2 separate regions of the Homo sapiens genome follow, and region 1 is linked to region 2. The links are chromatin loops, found by intact Hi-C in ENCODE. Cell type or tissue: endothelial cell of umbilical vein. All regions are shown on one strand.

Region 1 (8,000 bases), 84 kb after region 2:
GCTGTCCACCAAGCAGACCAAACAGGCATCTACAGAACTCTCCACCCCAAATCAACAGAATATACATTCTTCTCAGCACCACATCACACTTATTCCAAAATTGACCGTGTAGTTAGAAGGAAAGCACTCCTCAGCAAATGGAAAAGAATAGAAATTATAACAAACTGTCTCTCAGAACACAGTGCAATCAAACTAGAACTCAGGATTAAGAAACTCACTCAAAACTGCATAACTACATGGAAACTGAACAACCTGCTCCTGAATGACTACTGGGTACATAATGAAATGAAGGCAGAAATAAAGATGTTCTTTGAAACCAATGAGAACAAAGACAAAACATACAAGAATCTCTGGGACACATTTAAAGCAGTGTGTAGAGGGAAACTTATAGCACTAAATGCCTACAAGAGAAAGCAGGAAAGATCTAAAATCGACACCCTAACATCACAATTAAAAGAATTAGAAAATCAAGAGCCAACACATTCAAAAGCTAGCAGAAGGCAAGAAAAAACTAAGATCAGAGCAGAACTGAAGGAAAGAGAGACACAAAAAACCCTTCAAAAAATCAATGAATCCAGGAGCTGGTTTTTTGAAAGGATCAACAAAATTGATAGACCGCTAGCAAGACTAATAAAGAAGAAAAGAGATGAATCAAATAGACGCAATAAAAAATAATAAAGGGGATATCACCACTGATCCCACAAAAATACAAACTACCATCAGAGAATACCATAAACACCTCTACACAAATAAACTAGAAAATCTAGAAGAAACAGATAAATTCCTGGACACATACACCTTCCCAACACTAAACCGGGAAGGAGTTGAATCCCTGAATAGGCCAATAACAGGTTCTGAAATTGAGGCAATAATTAATAGCCTATCAACCAAAAGAAGTCCAGGACCAGACAGATTCACAGCCGAATTCTACCAGAGGTACAAGGAGAAGCTGGTATCATTCCTTCTGAAACTGTTCCAATCAATAGAAAAAGAGGGAATCCTCCCTCATTCATTTTATGAGGCCAGCATCATCCTGATACCAAAAACTGGCAGAGACACAACAACAAAAAAAGAGAATTCCAGACCAATATCCCTGATGAACATTGATGCAAAGACCTCAATAAAATACTGGCAAACCAAATCCAGCAGCACATCAAAAAGCTTATCCACCATGATCAAGTGGGCTTCATCCCTGGGATGCAAGGCTGGTTCAACATATGCAAATCAATAAACGTTAATCCATCATATAAATAGAACCAAAGACAAAAACCACACGATTATCTCAATAGATGCAGAAAAGGCCTTTGACAACATTCAACAGCTCTTCATGCTAAAAACTCTCAATAATCTAGGTATTGATGGGACGTATCTCAAAATAATAAGAGCTATCTATGACAAACCCACAGCCAATATCATACTGAATGGGCACAAACTGGAAGCATTCCCTTTGAAAACTGGCACAAGACAGGGATGCCCTCTCTCACCACTCCTATTCAACACAGTGTTGGAAGTTCTGGCCAGGGCAATGAGGCAGGAGAAAGAAATAAAGGGTATTCAATTAGGAAAAGAGGAAGTCAAACTGTCCCTGTTTGCAGATGACATGATTGTATATTTAGAAATCCCCATCACCTCAGCCCAAAATCTCCTTAAGCTGATAAGCAACTTCAGAAAAGTCTCAGGATACAAAATCAACCTGCAAAAATCACAAGCATTCCTGTACACCAATAACAGACAAACAGAGAGCCAAATCATGAGTGGACTCCCATTCACAACTGATTCAAAGAGAATAAAATACCTAGGAATCCAACTTACAAGGGATGTGAAGGACCTCTTCAAGGAGAACTACAAACCACTGCTCAACGAAATAGAAGAAACAAACAAATGGAAGAACATTCCATGCTCATGGATAGGAAGAATCAATATTGTGAAAATGGCCATACTGCCCAAGGCAATTTATAGATTCAATGCCATCCCCATCAAGCTATCAATGACATTCTTCACAGAATTGGAAAAAAACTACTTTAAAGTTCATATGGAACCAAAAAAGAGCCCACATTGCTAAGACAATCCTAAGCCAAAAGAACAAAGCTGGAGGCATCATGCTACCTGACTTCAAACTATACTACAAGGCCACAGTAACCAAAACAGCATGGTACTGGTACCAGAACAGAGATATAGACCAATGGAACAGAATAGAGCCCTCAGAAATAATACCGCACATCTACAACCATCTGATCTTTGACAAACCTGCCAAAAACAAGAAATGGGGAAAGGATTCCCTAGTTAATAAATGGTGCTGGGAAAACTGGCTAGCCATATGTAGAAAGCTGAAACTGGATCCCTTCCTTACACCTTAAACAAAAATTAATTCAAGATGGATTAAAGATTTAAATGTTAGACCTAAAACCGTAAAACCTCTAGAAGAAAACCTAGGCAATACCATTCAGGACATAGGCATGGGCAAGGACTTCATGACTAAAACACCAAAAGCAATGGCACCAAAGGCAAAATAGACAAATGGGATCTAATTAAACTAAAGAGCTTCTGCACAGCAAAAGAAACTGCCATCAGAGTGAACAGGCAACCTACAGAATGGGAGAACATTTTTACAATCTACCCATCTGACAAAGGGCTAATATCCAGAATCTATAAACAAACAAATTTACAAGACAAAATCAAACAACCCCATCAAAAAGTGGGTGAAGGATATGAACAGACACTTCTCAAAAGAAGACATTTATGCAGCCAACAGACACATGAAAAAATGCTCAGCATCACTGGCCATCAGAGAAATGCAAATCAAAACCACAATGAGATACCATCTCACACCAGTTAGAATGGCAATCATTAAAAAGTCAGGAAACAACAGGTGCTGGAAAGGATGTGGAGAAACAGGAACACTTTTACACTGTTGGTGGGACTGTAAACTAGTTCAACCATTGTGGAAGACAGTGTGGTGATTCCTCAAGGATCTAGAACTAGAAATACCATTTGACCCAGCCATCCCATTACTGAGCATATGCCTAAAGGATTATAAATTATGCTGCTATAAAGACACATGCACATGTATGTTTATTATGGCACTATTCACAATAGCAAAGACTTGGAACCAACCCAAATGTCCATCAATGATAGACTGCATTAAGAAAATGTGGCACACATACACCATGGAATACTACTCAGCCATAAAAAAGGATGAGTTCATGTCCTCTGTAGGGACATGGATGAAGCTGGAAACCATCATTCTCAGCAAACTATCACAAGGACAGAAAACCAAACACCACATGTTCTCACTCATAGGTGGGAATTGAACAATGAGAACACCTGGACACACGGTGTGGAACATCACACACCGGGGCCTGTCGTGGGGTGGAGGGAGCGGGGAGGGATAGCATTAGGAGATATACCTAATGTAAATGATGAGTTGATGGGTGCAGCACACCAACATGGCACATGTATACCTATGTAAAAAACCTGCACGTTGTGCACATATACCCTAGAACTTAAAGTATAATTAACAACAACAACAAAAAAAAAAAAGAAAAGAAAAAAGAAAAATCACCCCTCCCAGAGCTTCTGTTGGTGTCCTATTTATTTCCTTCTTGGATCTTTCTTATCATCTTATTTGTTTTCTCTTTGGTCTATTTTCCCTAACAGAATATAAGCTCCATGAGAGCAGGGACCCTTTCTGTTTTACTTTGCTTTGCATGCCACATAGCCTAGCATATAGCAGATGCTTAACACAGATTTGCTAAAGAAGGAAAACATTTTGGTGGGTAGGGATGACCCCCCCTCCCCTGCCAATCATGAAGTTAAAGGCTAACATACTTTGAGAGTAATAGGCCTCCAACTTTGAGGTAGTTAGAATAGCAGACATCAGGATATACTGGTAGCTTATTTCTAAGAACCCCCAGGTTCCCGCAGCAGCTAGGATCACAGAGATGACAATGGAGGTGAGGTCAAAGGGTAAGGGTTGGAATTCTGTCTCAGCTACTTAATAGCTCTGGATTTAAGGCAAGTCACTCAACTTGGGACTTCAAAGCCTTTGTTTTCTCATTTGCAAAACAGGACTACTCTACCCTCACAAGCTGAGGATTAAGTGGCTGTCTGCGAGAGCCCTTTGTAAGCTGTTAAACACCATAATAACATCAGCTACCAGCAAAATATTTCCCCCTTCTTTGGTCTCTCCTGGGTGTATATAACGGAGTAGAAAGCAACTGCCCTATTCAAGGTCAGCCACAGATCCAACTTGTTAAAGCCCAGAATCTGTAGAGAGGAGATCCTCACTAAATCGAGGTCCCCCTGAAGGCATCTGACTTCATTAAATTGCAAAGGGCATATCTGATTCAATTTTTAAGCACTCCCAGGGCAGTGATACTGAAAAGACTGCTTCTTTACTGCCACTAAGTAATCACCAGGATTATCACTCTTAAGTATTCTGGATTTAATAAGGAAACCATTTAATTTCAAGATTTAAAATGACCTAGATTGCCAATTTACCTTAGTTCTCAAGAACTGTATTAAACAGCTTCAATCAGGCAGGACTAACATGATAATTCAATTTATTCTGGTTTGCCATACACAAGAGGAATGGAATTAAGCAACAGCGGATGGGGAACGGTATCCCTATTTCTTCCTGGTTAGCTCATAAGTCTTTCAAATTCTTACAATGCTCTCCCACTAAAGATTGGTAGGTCAAGGCAGCCACACCACACTCGGATGTGACTCAACAGTCCATTCTGCCACTGCAGAACCAATTCTGAGGCCAAGTGGTTTCCATGGTTTTGCCCTGGTCATTCTCCTTTGCTTTGTTAGCAACTCCCTCATCACTGGCATGACACATAAGAGAGTCTTTGCCAACAGGCAAAAGGGCAAACTGAAACTACCTCTTTTGTAAGACTTGAAAAGAATCCATAAAATGGGGTATATGGTAAAATTACTCTAGGTAGGACAGTTAGGATAGGATGTAGGGATCCAAGACTGAGCACATTTGCGAAGAACATAAATAAAACTAGGCAACCATCAGGAAGATGATCTAAATCAGCATGCCTGGTCGATGCCAGGAATGGCTCTACCAGATTGCCTGTGCTGTTTCCAGTAGCTCCAAGTGCCTCTAGGATGCTGACTCAACATTCCAGAACTCCCTTCTGTGGTTCTCTGCAGCACAGGCCTGCATGCTTGGCAGCCACCTGTGACCTACTTGCCATTCTGTAGGGACTGCTCCCAGGACTCACTATGTAATTTGCAAGGTCCAGTGTGAAACGAAAAAGTGGGGTCCGTTGTTTAACAATATTAAGAATTTAAAACGTTGACAGCAGAGCAGTGAAGCAAGTATGGCACCTTTCTAAGCATAAGGCCCATGTGAATGCCAGGTCACAGCCATGATGGCAGCTCAGACTGCTGTGAGCACTCCTCTGATGACCAAGGTGGTAGGAACTTCCATCCCCACCAGCCTGACGGTACTGCTCTATGTCACAATACATAAGCCACCTTGAACAGATCTTTGGAAAGAGAAGTGAGGAGTAGCACCTCCTCCCTGCCCCACAATCAAATCGATACGATCTCTCCTCACCTATTCAGCCGTTCTGTTTCCACCTCAAACTCTCTAATCTTGCTTTCTGAGATGGCAGATCCGTGTGAGTAGAGTGTTTGGAAAATCTCTTGGATATTGGAGCAGTCCTGAAGTGAGTGGGCCAGGTGTTCAGCCACACTGCTGGATACCTGCAAAAAGAAGCATTAATTCCCCTTTGGAACATATCATTTCAGAGATGCATGTTTTGCATGCAAAAGAATTTAAAGCTGATATTCCGTGAGAATCGGGGACTGGGAGGATGGTTACCCTGAAGGTTCTCAGTTTGTAGGATAGAATCCTAGTATGAAAAGCTAACTATTAAATACTATAAAAGCAGTAGAAAAAAAAAACCAGGATCAAAATATGGCTCCTTCCCCAAGCACGTGGTGCTGGGCAGCCAGGATGGGGAGATCATGCCTTCTTGGAGTTCCTTAAATTCTGAATGTGGAACAGAGTCAGGATTTCTTTCCCCTATCCTGAATTCCCTGCCACTCCAGGCCACTGTTTTTGGTTTCTGTAGCCCAGGAGAGGGGCTGACTCCTTCATTTTCACAATTTGGCTTTGGCACAGAATCTGAATGCATGCATTTTTGCTCAGTGTAAAATTCTAAATTAGGGCCTTAAAATGCTATTCAGGCTCTCTCTGCCTCTGAGGATCAAATAGCTGGCTCTCTAAGCCTCATCCCCAATCCTAAAAGATCCCTTAAAGAAATGAAACTACTCCTTTTCACCATCCATCAGCTCTTACAGTCCCAGGGGGTTTCCAGACTCCACAAATGAAAACTCTGGAACTAAAGTGAAGGTTCTGGTCTTTCCCACCACTGGGCTAGGCTTCAAAGACAACATTCCTCCTCAGTGGAAAGCACATCCCCTTTCAAGATGGATGTGCAAAAGACAAAGTTATTTTAGAGCTCTTGGTCTCTGGGGTAGCAGGGTGATATAAGACAGATACTTCAAGACTTTCATCTATATCACCAAGAACTGGACCTAAATCATTTGTTTCTGAATGGTTTCAAGGAAAGGAAAAAAAATCTCCCTTAAAGCTGAAGAAGTAATTCACCATATGGATGGAAATCATCATACATTTTAATTTAATCCTTTGGAAGGAAATCAGGTATGATTTACTATTATAACTAACTGGTTTATTGGAGATAGACTTTGGAAGTTCTTCTGTCATCTATAATCCATTGTCTGTGTAGCTCTGCCGGGTACTTTCTTGCCTTGCTTCTCATGAACACTCACCCCTATGCTACTGATTTCTGAGCCCAGGACTGGCCGATCAGATGATGACGATTCGGACCTTGTCTTTGATAGCTTCACCCTCTCAGCAATCTTAAAAAAGAAAACAAAACATTATAGAAAACTACACACCACTCCTCAGATAAACTGTTGGGACTACGCTTATACAGGGCTACTTTTTAGCCATGTCAACTAAATGATTAAAGAACTTAAGAACAGCTCACGTCCAATTTTTCTACCACCAGCTTAAGCCAGGGCCTTTCAACTTCAGCACTGCTGATATTTTGGCTTGGATAATTCTTTTTATGGGGGTCTGTCCTGTGCATTGTAGGACATTTGTCAGCATCTCTGGCCTCTAGCCACAAGATGCCAGTAGCACTCCAATTGTGACCATCAAAAATGTCTCTAGACATTGCCAAATGTCCCCTGGAGGATGAAATCACTTCTGGTTAGAAAACACTGGTTTAACCTAACTTATTAAACTTGATAGTTAAGAATCAACCTTATTGTGGTGGCTAGCAGAGCTACCAGGCAAGCCAACAGGCATAATTTTAATCATCTGAGACAGACTCAACATAGGTACTGGGGGGCTGTGGCAGTGAGTCAGTGGGGCTACTTCTCACAGCTGCCACAGCCTGTCCATCATAATCTATTTTTCTTTTTTTGTGGCAGAGCTGTCAGTCTTGTGAGTGGGGAGATCATTGGTTCATTACTCAAGGTCCCTGACTGGGCTGAACCTTAGTCTTTGAGAGCAACTCTGTCCACTGTGAAGTACTGGAGCACTTGACAAAACGTCTCACTCTCCATAATGACTTGTCAGCTGTGACATTCTCCAGCTGGCTGATTAATGAGAGCTGGCGTCCAGGTTGCAGCTGAGAGAGACTTAAAACTATTAGTGGGTTATCTCTCCTTGCAGCTCCTGCATAGAAGGCCTGCGTAAGGTCCCAGGGGAAGCCCCTTGTGCTGTCTCAGCTAAGGGCATGCCTGTACAGTGGCTAGGATGAGCCTGGTGCTTCCAGATAACAGGAGGTGTTCCCGCTCATCGGGTCCATCCCCAGGAACTCACCTTGGCGATGGGAATGTCATTGCTGCTGCTGCTTGTGCTCAGCTCCCCAGTGCTGGGGTTAATCGGGCGGTTGGTGGAAGTGAGGCGGCCAGGGCTGGAGGGACCTGTGGCCTGCACGCTCTGT
Region 2 (8,000 bases):
TCCAGAACTTGAGTGCATGAAGTAACTTACTTTTTTTTTTTTTAAATCACTGTTGATTGTTTTATCCACATCTCTTTTCATTTATTCTTATCTGTTCCCATTTTTTTTAATGGTCCATTTTGTATTATCTCTTGTTCCTTTCTTTGATGATATTTTTCCCACCTTTCCCTTTAGAATTAGATTTCCTATTGGTAAAACATTTTGGCTGTTATAATCCTTGTTTTATGTTTATAGCCTTGGCTTCCTGACAAGTGCACAATTTGGGATTTTCTAAGAAGTTGACATTTGTTGCTGAAAACCCAGTAAGGCTTTCCACTGCCTATAGGATAAAGTTTAATTCTTTAAGTATTTAAACTCTGTCCCCTCTCCCCCACACAAATCTTAACCATTTCTGAATTTATCATATTTTCAGTCAAAACAATTTATTTTCTCTCTCTTGAACTTGATTGATTTGTTTCGGCCTTTAAATTTTTGCTGTTATGGCCAGGCACGGTGGCTCACGCCTGAATATGGGAGGCCGAGTCAGGCGGATCACCTGAGGTCAGGAGTTCGAGACCAGCCTGACCAACATGGAGAAACCCCGTCTCTGCTAAAAATACAAAAAATTAGCTGGGCGTGGTGGTACATTCCTGTAATCCCAGCTACTTGAGAGGCTGAGGCAGGAGAATCTCTTGAACTCGGGAGGCAGAGGTTGCGGTGAGCCGAGATCACCATTGCACTCTAGCCTGGGCAACAAGAGTGAAACACTATCTCAAAAAAAAAAAAAAACCAAAAAAAAAAAACCAAAATTTTTTTTACTGTTATTTTCCTACCTGGAATGTCCTCTCTTGTTCCTTCTGTTCAGCTCCTATCTAGATATGTTTCTAAACCCAGCTTAAATCCCTTTTCCCTGAAGGACTGCCACTGCCACCGCCACCAACTAACTCTGTGTATAGGGCTTAAGTTTCTTTTCTGTCTCTCTCTCGTGTGTGTGTGTATGTGTATCTATGTGTGTGTGTTTATAAATATGAACACATACACATACAATTATTTTTGGTGTAGGATCTCGCTTTGTTGTCCAGTGGCAACATCATAGTTTTAATTTTTATTTATTTATTTATTTATTTACTTATAGAGGCAAAGTCTATGTTGCCCAGGCTGGGTTTGAACTTCTGAGGTCAAGTGATCTCTCCTCCTCGGCCTCCCAAAGTGCTGGGATTAGAGACACGAGCCACCGTGCTTGACTGGGCCTTAGTTTCTTAAAATGAAGTTTAGAATGGATGTTCTTTGAAGTTCATTCCTTTTTTTCTTTCTTTTTTTTTTTTTTTTTTTTTTTTTAAAGACAGGGTCTTGCTCTGTTACTGAGGCTGGAGTACAGTGACATGATGATAGTGCACTGCAGCCTCGACCGCCTGGGCTCAAGCAATCCTCCTGCCTCAGCCTCCCAAGTAGTTGGGACCACAGTTGCATGCCACCATGCCCAGCTAATTTTTTTTTTATTTTTAATGGTGGGGTCTCACTGTGTTGCCCGGGCTGGTCTTGAACTTCTAGGCTTAAGTGATCTTCCTGCCTCAGCTTCCCAAAGTGCTGGGATTACAGGCGTGAGCCACTGTGCCCAGCCTTCATTCTTACTTAAAATTCTATTTTAAAATCTTACCAGTCAGCTCTAGCAAACAGTAGTGTTAGTCTCTGAACTTCAATAGCAGTTATTGTCTTTACTGTTCACTATTATATAATACCTTGTGATGGATTGTTTGCCGTATTCTTATTTCTTACCATTTATCACACAATTTATCATGTATCACACAATTATTCTTGAGATTTGAGAAGTTGAACTAATAGGAAGTATGATATAAGGGAAAGCAGATTGGCCTAGGAGTTGAAAGATTTTTGTTCTAGCATACATTTTGTTACCCAGTACCCTAGAGACTTTAGTCACTTAACCTCTGTAAGACATAAAGACCTTTAAGAAGATTCACTCAAGTCCATTAGAAGTAATATCTTTAAGGAAAAAATTCTAAGGTGGTAGTGATTTGATGAATTTAAGACTGTTTGAAATGGTAGTATGGATTTTGTGGCACATTTCATTAGAATTCATTGCCTTGTGTATGTTTGACTCGATTTCCTGCAACAATGTTTACTGCCTACTTTAAGTTTGGGTGTAACTATTAATGAGGGATAATAGTTAAAATTTTTACAAACTGCTGGTGGTGGTTTATTATAGAAAAACCATTAGTGGTTATTCACTTTGTAATAGAATCAAAAAATGATTGAAAATGCTGTATTTTAAATTTGATATGGAACAGCTTGCCCAAGCTATTATTTACAACAGCCTATAGACAAAGCTGTTGTGTATGAGTAAATGAAGGTTAATACACAACTCTTAAAATTGGAAGCAGTTTGGTGAGAATGTGAGGAATTGCCATATCACCTAAGAGCTTAGCTTTTCTTTCTGTAGATGGTAGGAAATGAGACGGACCAATTGTAAAAGTCCTCCCTTTTATTTCCTCAAACTTTGTAGTTCTCTTGCTTATAAGGAAGGAGAAAATAGAAATCAGCAGTATCCTGCTTAGAGGAATTGATTGTAGCTCTGTACATGGGATTAGACTGGTCTAACGGCAGTAAGGTGGTTGTCCAGGTCAGGAAGAGGATATTACATTGGTTGGAATAACAAAACAGTTCCATTTTAGGTTTTTGTCTTGGTTTGAGGGAAGCACAGGCATCCTGAAGAGCCGTAGTCTCTTAATTTCAGGGAGAATTTTTTCGTTTTCATAATAAAAATTCTAACCTCTAAACATTCTTTTTGATCTCTATGATGTCCTTTTATAGCTGACTAAGGAACTTTAATTTCAGTAAATTTTTGGATTAGGATTTTTAAAGGCAAGTTTGACTTTTGATTTTTAAATGACCGACTTTGTCGTAAAGTTTGGGATTAGGGTGAAGTGTTGCTGTTTTAGTCTGTGAGGGCTACCATAACAAAATATCACAGATGGAGTGGCTTAAACAAATTTATTTTGCAACGGTTCTAGACGCTGGGAAGTCCAAGAGCAAGGTGACTTATAGATTAACACCTTGCTGAGCACACTTATACCCTTCTTGTGTACATGCAGAGAGAGATCTGGTGTCTCTTCCTCTTGTAAAAATGGCACCAGCCCTGTCAGATTAGGGCCCTGCCCTTATGGATCTCATTTGACCTTTATTACTTCCTCACAGCCCTATCTCCAAATACAGTTACATGGGGGGTTGAGCTTCAACATATGAATTTTTTTGGTGAGGGGACATAATTTAGTCCATAGCAGTGGCCTTTTTTGAATGATGAAAGTATTCAGCTAGAATTGCAGTTTGTCCTTCTGCCACTTGGTGGTGCTGCGGTATAAAAGAAGCTGCACGGCTTGACCGAGTGACATTACCAGTTGTAAACCAGATGGTTATTCCATTCTTCATAGTTTATTAATGCCTCGTTTTTCCTTTTCATTTCCACTTGTATTAACAGATGAGGAGAGATTTTGTTCTAATTTTCTAGCTACTGATTAGACTTAGGCTGATGTTTTGAGCACTTTTTTTTTCTTGCATTTAAGTTACATACATTTAAGTTCTACCATGGGTGCTTACAATTTTAAGTTGCTAATAGCATTTTTATTTAGCTTATTATGGCATTCATACAGTTATATTAATGTTGTTATTTTAGTATAATTGGCATTCCAGAGGTGTTTTGTTACACTGTAGCAGAATTTGACACATCCTCAAACAGGGAAGGGTCTGTGGGCTAAGCCTAAAGCAGCAGTGGCAGACAAGCTACTTAGGGAGAAGGTGTAAGTAATTATCAATAGAGAGCTAAGAACAGACCTCTTTTTAGCAGACCTTTTTTTTGGGGGCAATCTTAATTAGTAATTTCCAATCTTCTATTTGACCTTTTGGCTCACCTTTGTTAATTTGACTATTTCTGGATAGTTTATTCAGTGAAATAGATTTAGGACTGTCAAAAGACAAAATCACAACAAATTTAAAGATTGCAATGGGTTTATTTGCAATTTTAGAATTATGCAACATTTTATTCCATAAAATAAAATGAGCATTCCAATGGCTGAGCAAAGGAGGTAGGCTTTAAAGACAGAAAAGAGCTGAGGAAAGCAGAACCAAAAACCAAATGTACATTGGCGTTTCAAAGTTAGTTTTCTTCTAAAGGTTAAAGCAGAGGGGACTTCCTTATCATGCTAACTGAAACTGGTCTGTTTTGGGATTTGGCTATTAGCTCTTTTTCTCCACATATCTTGAAGGTTAGGAGAACAACTTAGTTTTGGTTTGGTGACATGGAATGTTAGCATGAGTAATTCCATTTTGTTTAGGTCTGTTGGGGCCTAGTGTGGGAATGCAGTCCATACCGTGGCCTCCTATAAGTTCTATTTAACAGGACAAAGATGTTTTCTAGATATTGTCGAAGGCATAATAATCTCAATTGTATTTTTGTTGTGATTTGTGGTGAAACATCAACTTTCTTGAGAATAAGCGAATAATACTTAGCTGTTCACTTGTGGTTTCAAGATTTAATATATCGTTCCTTATTATTTGGCAAAGCAGTGTTTTAGTGTAATGAAACTGACTTTCATGTGCACTTATATAATTTAATAGAATTAATACAAAGCAACTATTGGTCAGTTTATTCTGCCTCTTCCTGTAGGCTTATAGGATGAAGATTATAGACAGGATTTCATTGTCTTTGTACACTGCTGCTCTTTGGGTTACACTTTTTCTTTTTCTTTTTCTTTTTTTTTTTTTTGAGACGGAGTCTTGTTCTGTCACCCAGGCTGGAGTGCAGTGGTGCGATCTCAGTTCACTGCACCCCAACCTCCGCCTCCCGGGTTCAAGTGATTCTCCTGTCTCAGCATCCCGAGTACCTGGGATTACAGGCGCACGCCACCATGTTTGGCTAATTTTTGTATTTTTAGTAGAGATGGGGTTTCACTATGTTGGCCAGGCTGGTCTTGAACTCCTGACCTCGTGATCCACCAGCCTTGGCCTCCCAAAGTGCTGGGATTACAGGTGTGAGCCACCGAGCCTGGCCCTTTGGGTAACACTTTAAAAAAAATTTTATTTGTGGATTTTTATCTGCTAACATTTGAGAAGTTGATACTCCTTCTGCTAGGAGAATTAAACGCTATATTATAATACAGCAATAGATTTGATTCACAGGAGGTGTGGTATAAAAATTTTTGTCTTTGGTGTCTGTTTATATATTTCAACTATTATAACTTTTTCCTGGCAAATATTTGATGAGAATACTTGCCTAATTTTACAGGCAAATCTGTTTTATCACTTTTAGAATTGATTGGACAGTTTGAATCTACCTCTTTTAGTGCTGGTGGCCCTTGCTGTTTTGCCTCATATTGTACTACTTCCTCCCTTGTAATTCTTAAGCTGTAGCCATTCCTGGCTATCTAAACAGAAGGCCTTTTTTCTTCTTGTTGGTTTGGCAAACTCCTATTTATCTTTTAAGTCCTAGCTCCAGTTTATCCAGCAGAATAGGCTGCTGTCCATAACCAAAGAAGACCATCCCCCAACTCTCAAAGACGTCTACTAAAGGCTGAGTTGGGCACTCTCCTCCTACCTCATAATACTTATATCATATTAAAATTTTTTCTGTTGTAGACTGAACTCCTTAAAGGGTGCTGCTTGCGTTATTCATTACTAAATTCACTGCCTAGAACAGTGCCTGTCATTTACTAAGCACAAAGTACATAGTTGAGTGAAAGCACTAAGAACTAAACATAGCTACGTGACCCCATAAAAATTACATTGAGGATGAGATAGTGTCGTATGTAGAGAAGAATAGATTAATTCAAAGAATAGACTTTAATGTTACACCATAGTTGCTATATTACTTTCGATAAATGTGTGTGCAGAGTTTTTTATTATTGCTGAATTATTTAAGAGTAAATTGCAAACGTAATGCCCCTTTGTCCTTAATTGCTTCTGCATGTATGTTTTAAGAACGAGGAGTTCTTTTAGGGCAATCACAGTGAAATTCTCAAATTCAGGAATGTAACATTGATATGGTGCTGTTTGTTATCTAATGGACAGTTCATATTCACATTCACTAATTGCCCATTATGATTCAGCAGTTCCCACCCATTTGCCTACCCAGGATCCAATCCATGCTTACTTGCTGCATTTGCATTTAATTGACACGTCTCTTCAGTCTCCTTTAATCTGAAACTCTTCCTTACTTTTTCTTCAGTACTTTCTTTTATTAAGCATCTAGTTAGATACTGTTGGTAACACAAAGATAACAGGCTCTGCCCACGAGGAATTCAGATTATACAATTTACTTTTAGCATAATTTCCAATTATGCAGATTCATATGACTAGCTATGTATACTTATTTCTGATTTTTGAGGCATTATTCAAAGAGCAGAGCTAAAGAAAATAACTATAAAACTAGAATTAAGAAACATATAAAAATTACTTTTTAAACCTTTTTCTGTTGTTTTTTTTTTGAGATGGAGTTTCGCTCTTGTTGCCCAGGCTGGAGTGTAATAGCATGATCTCGGCTCACTGCAACCTCCATTTCCTGGGGTTCAAGTGATTCTCCTGTCTCAGCCTTCCGAGTAGCTGGGATTACAGGCATGCGCCACCCCGCCTGGCTAATTTTGTATTTTTAGTAGAGACGGAGTTTCTCCATGTTGGTCAGGCTGGTCTCTAACTCCTGACCTGGTGATTAGCCTGCCTTGGCCTCCCCTTAGTGCTGGGATTACAGGCGTGAGCCATCGCACCCAGCCTTTTTTTTTTTTTTTTTAAAGACAGGGTCTTGCTCTGTCATCTAGACTGGAGTGCACTGGGATGGTGATCACGGTTCACTGTAGCCTGGAACTCCTTTGATCAAGTGATCCTCTCACCCCAGCCTACTGAGTAACTAGAAAAACAGGCGTGCGGCCGGGCATGGTGGCTCATACCTATAATCCTAGCACTTTGGGAGGCCAAGGCGGGTGGATCACCTGAGGTCAGGAGTTTGAGACCAGCCTGGCCAACATGGTGAAACCCTGTCTCTACTAAAAATACAAAAATTAGCTGGGCATGGTGACAGGCAGCTGTAATCCCAGCTGCTCAGGAGGCTGAGGCAGGAGAATTGCTTGAAACTGGGAGGCAGAGGTTGCACTGAGCCAGGAGCCCACCATTGCACTCCAGCCCGGGCAACAAGAGCGAAACTCCATCTCAAAAAAAAAAAAAAAAAAAAAGAAGAAGAAAAACAGGGGTATACCACCATGCCAGGCTAATTTTTATCTACATTTTTTTGTATAGATGGAGTCCCACTGTTGCCTAGAATGGTCTCGAACACCTGGGCTCAAGTGATCCTCCCTCTTTGGCCTCCCAAAGTACTGAGATTGCAGGTGTGAGCCACTGTGCCCAGTCCTGTTTTTTTGAAGTGCAATTACTGGTCTCGAACACCTGGGCTCAAGTGATCCTCCCTCTGTGGCCTCCCAAAGTACTGAGATTGCAGGTGTGAGCCACTGTGCCCAGTCCTATTTTTTTGAAGTGCAATTACTTGTCTAATACACACACACACACACACACACACACCCACACACCCTACCTGAGTTTTTAATATATTCTTGATCTTAATGGTGTCTTTGAAGACAGTTGCACATATTGATAGGTAAACTTTTAAGTAAACCAGCCTTAATTGTTAAAATTATAAATCCAAGCCATCGAGATTAATTTATTAATCAAAAACATTATTAAGCTCTATCTCAAGCAGTAGATTAGACCTTAGTTTCGAAGGAAAGGAAAACCAAAGCATCTGGACTTTTACTCTGATTGGAATGCTCAGACAGCTTGCATGAGTCAGTTCCACATCATTGATGATTTAATTACCTTACCTTCTGTATATAAATGTTAAGATTTGGAGAGTGGGAAATCTTGAAACCTCTATCACTAGCCTTCAGAATTTTATTCTGGGAAAGATATATAGTTTGTGTGTGTTTGAATGTCAGCAATCAGGTCTACAGTGGACTGGTTCTCTATAT

Evidence for each region. Hi-C counts contacts between places; a loop is a spot of excess contacts. Peaks named below come from ENCODE experiments on the same cell type or tissue, not always from the same donor. Only the 100,000 strongest peaks of a DNase experiment are listed, where the experiment ranks them.
Region 1: a loop joins it to region 2, with 2.4 times the contacts of the local background. A loop is called at or near these places in 4 of 110 quality-filtered maps.

Annotation. Positions count from the first base shown.
Region 1 is chr5:113,077,288-113,085,287 of GRCh38, forward strand. It overlaps MCC (MCC regulator of Wnt signaling pathway), which reads right to left. Exons shown (of 19, transcript NM_001085377.2): 9 at 7,877-8,000; 10 at 6,814-6,903; 11 at 5,573-5,721. Among named protein-coding and RNA genes, the nearest start is that of DCP2, 100 kb to the left of the region's middle. RefSeq lists enhancers at 3,621-4,542, 4,538-5,737. In endothelial cell of umbilical vein, no CTCF peak of the experiment used is centred here; a DNase peak (open chromatin) is centred at 4,754; H3K27ac peaks cover 1,757 bases.
Region 2 is chr5:112,992,872-113,000,871 of GRCh38, forward strand. The region is part of intron 4 of DCP2 (decapping mRNA 2); the gene reads left to right. Among named protein-coding and RNA genes, the nearest start is that of DCP2, 20 kb to the left of the region's middle. In endothelial cell of umbilical vein, a CTCF peak has its summit at 3,322 (motif pointing right); a DNase peak (open chromatin) is centred at 3,350.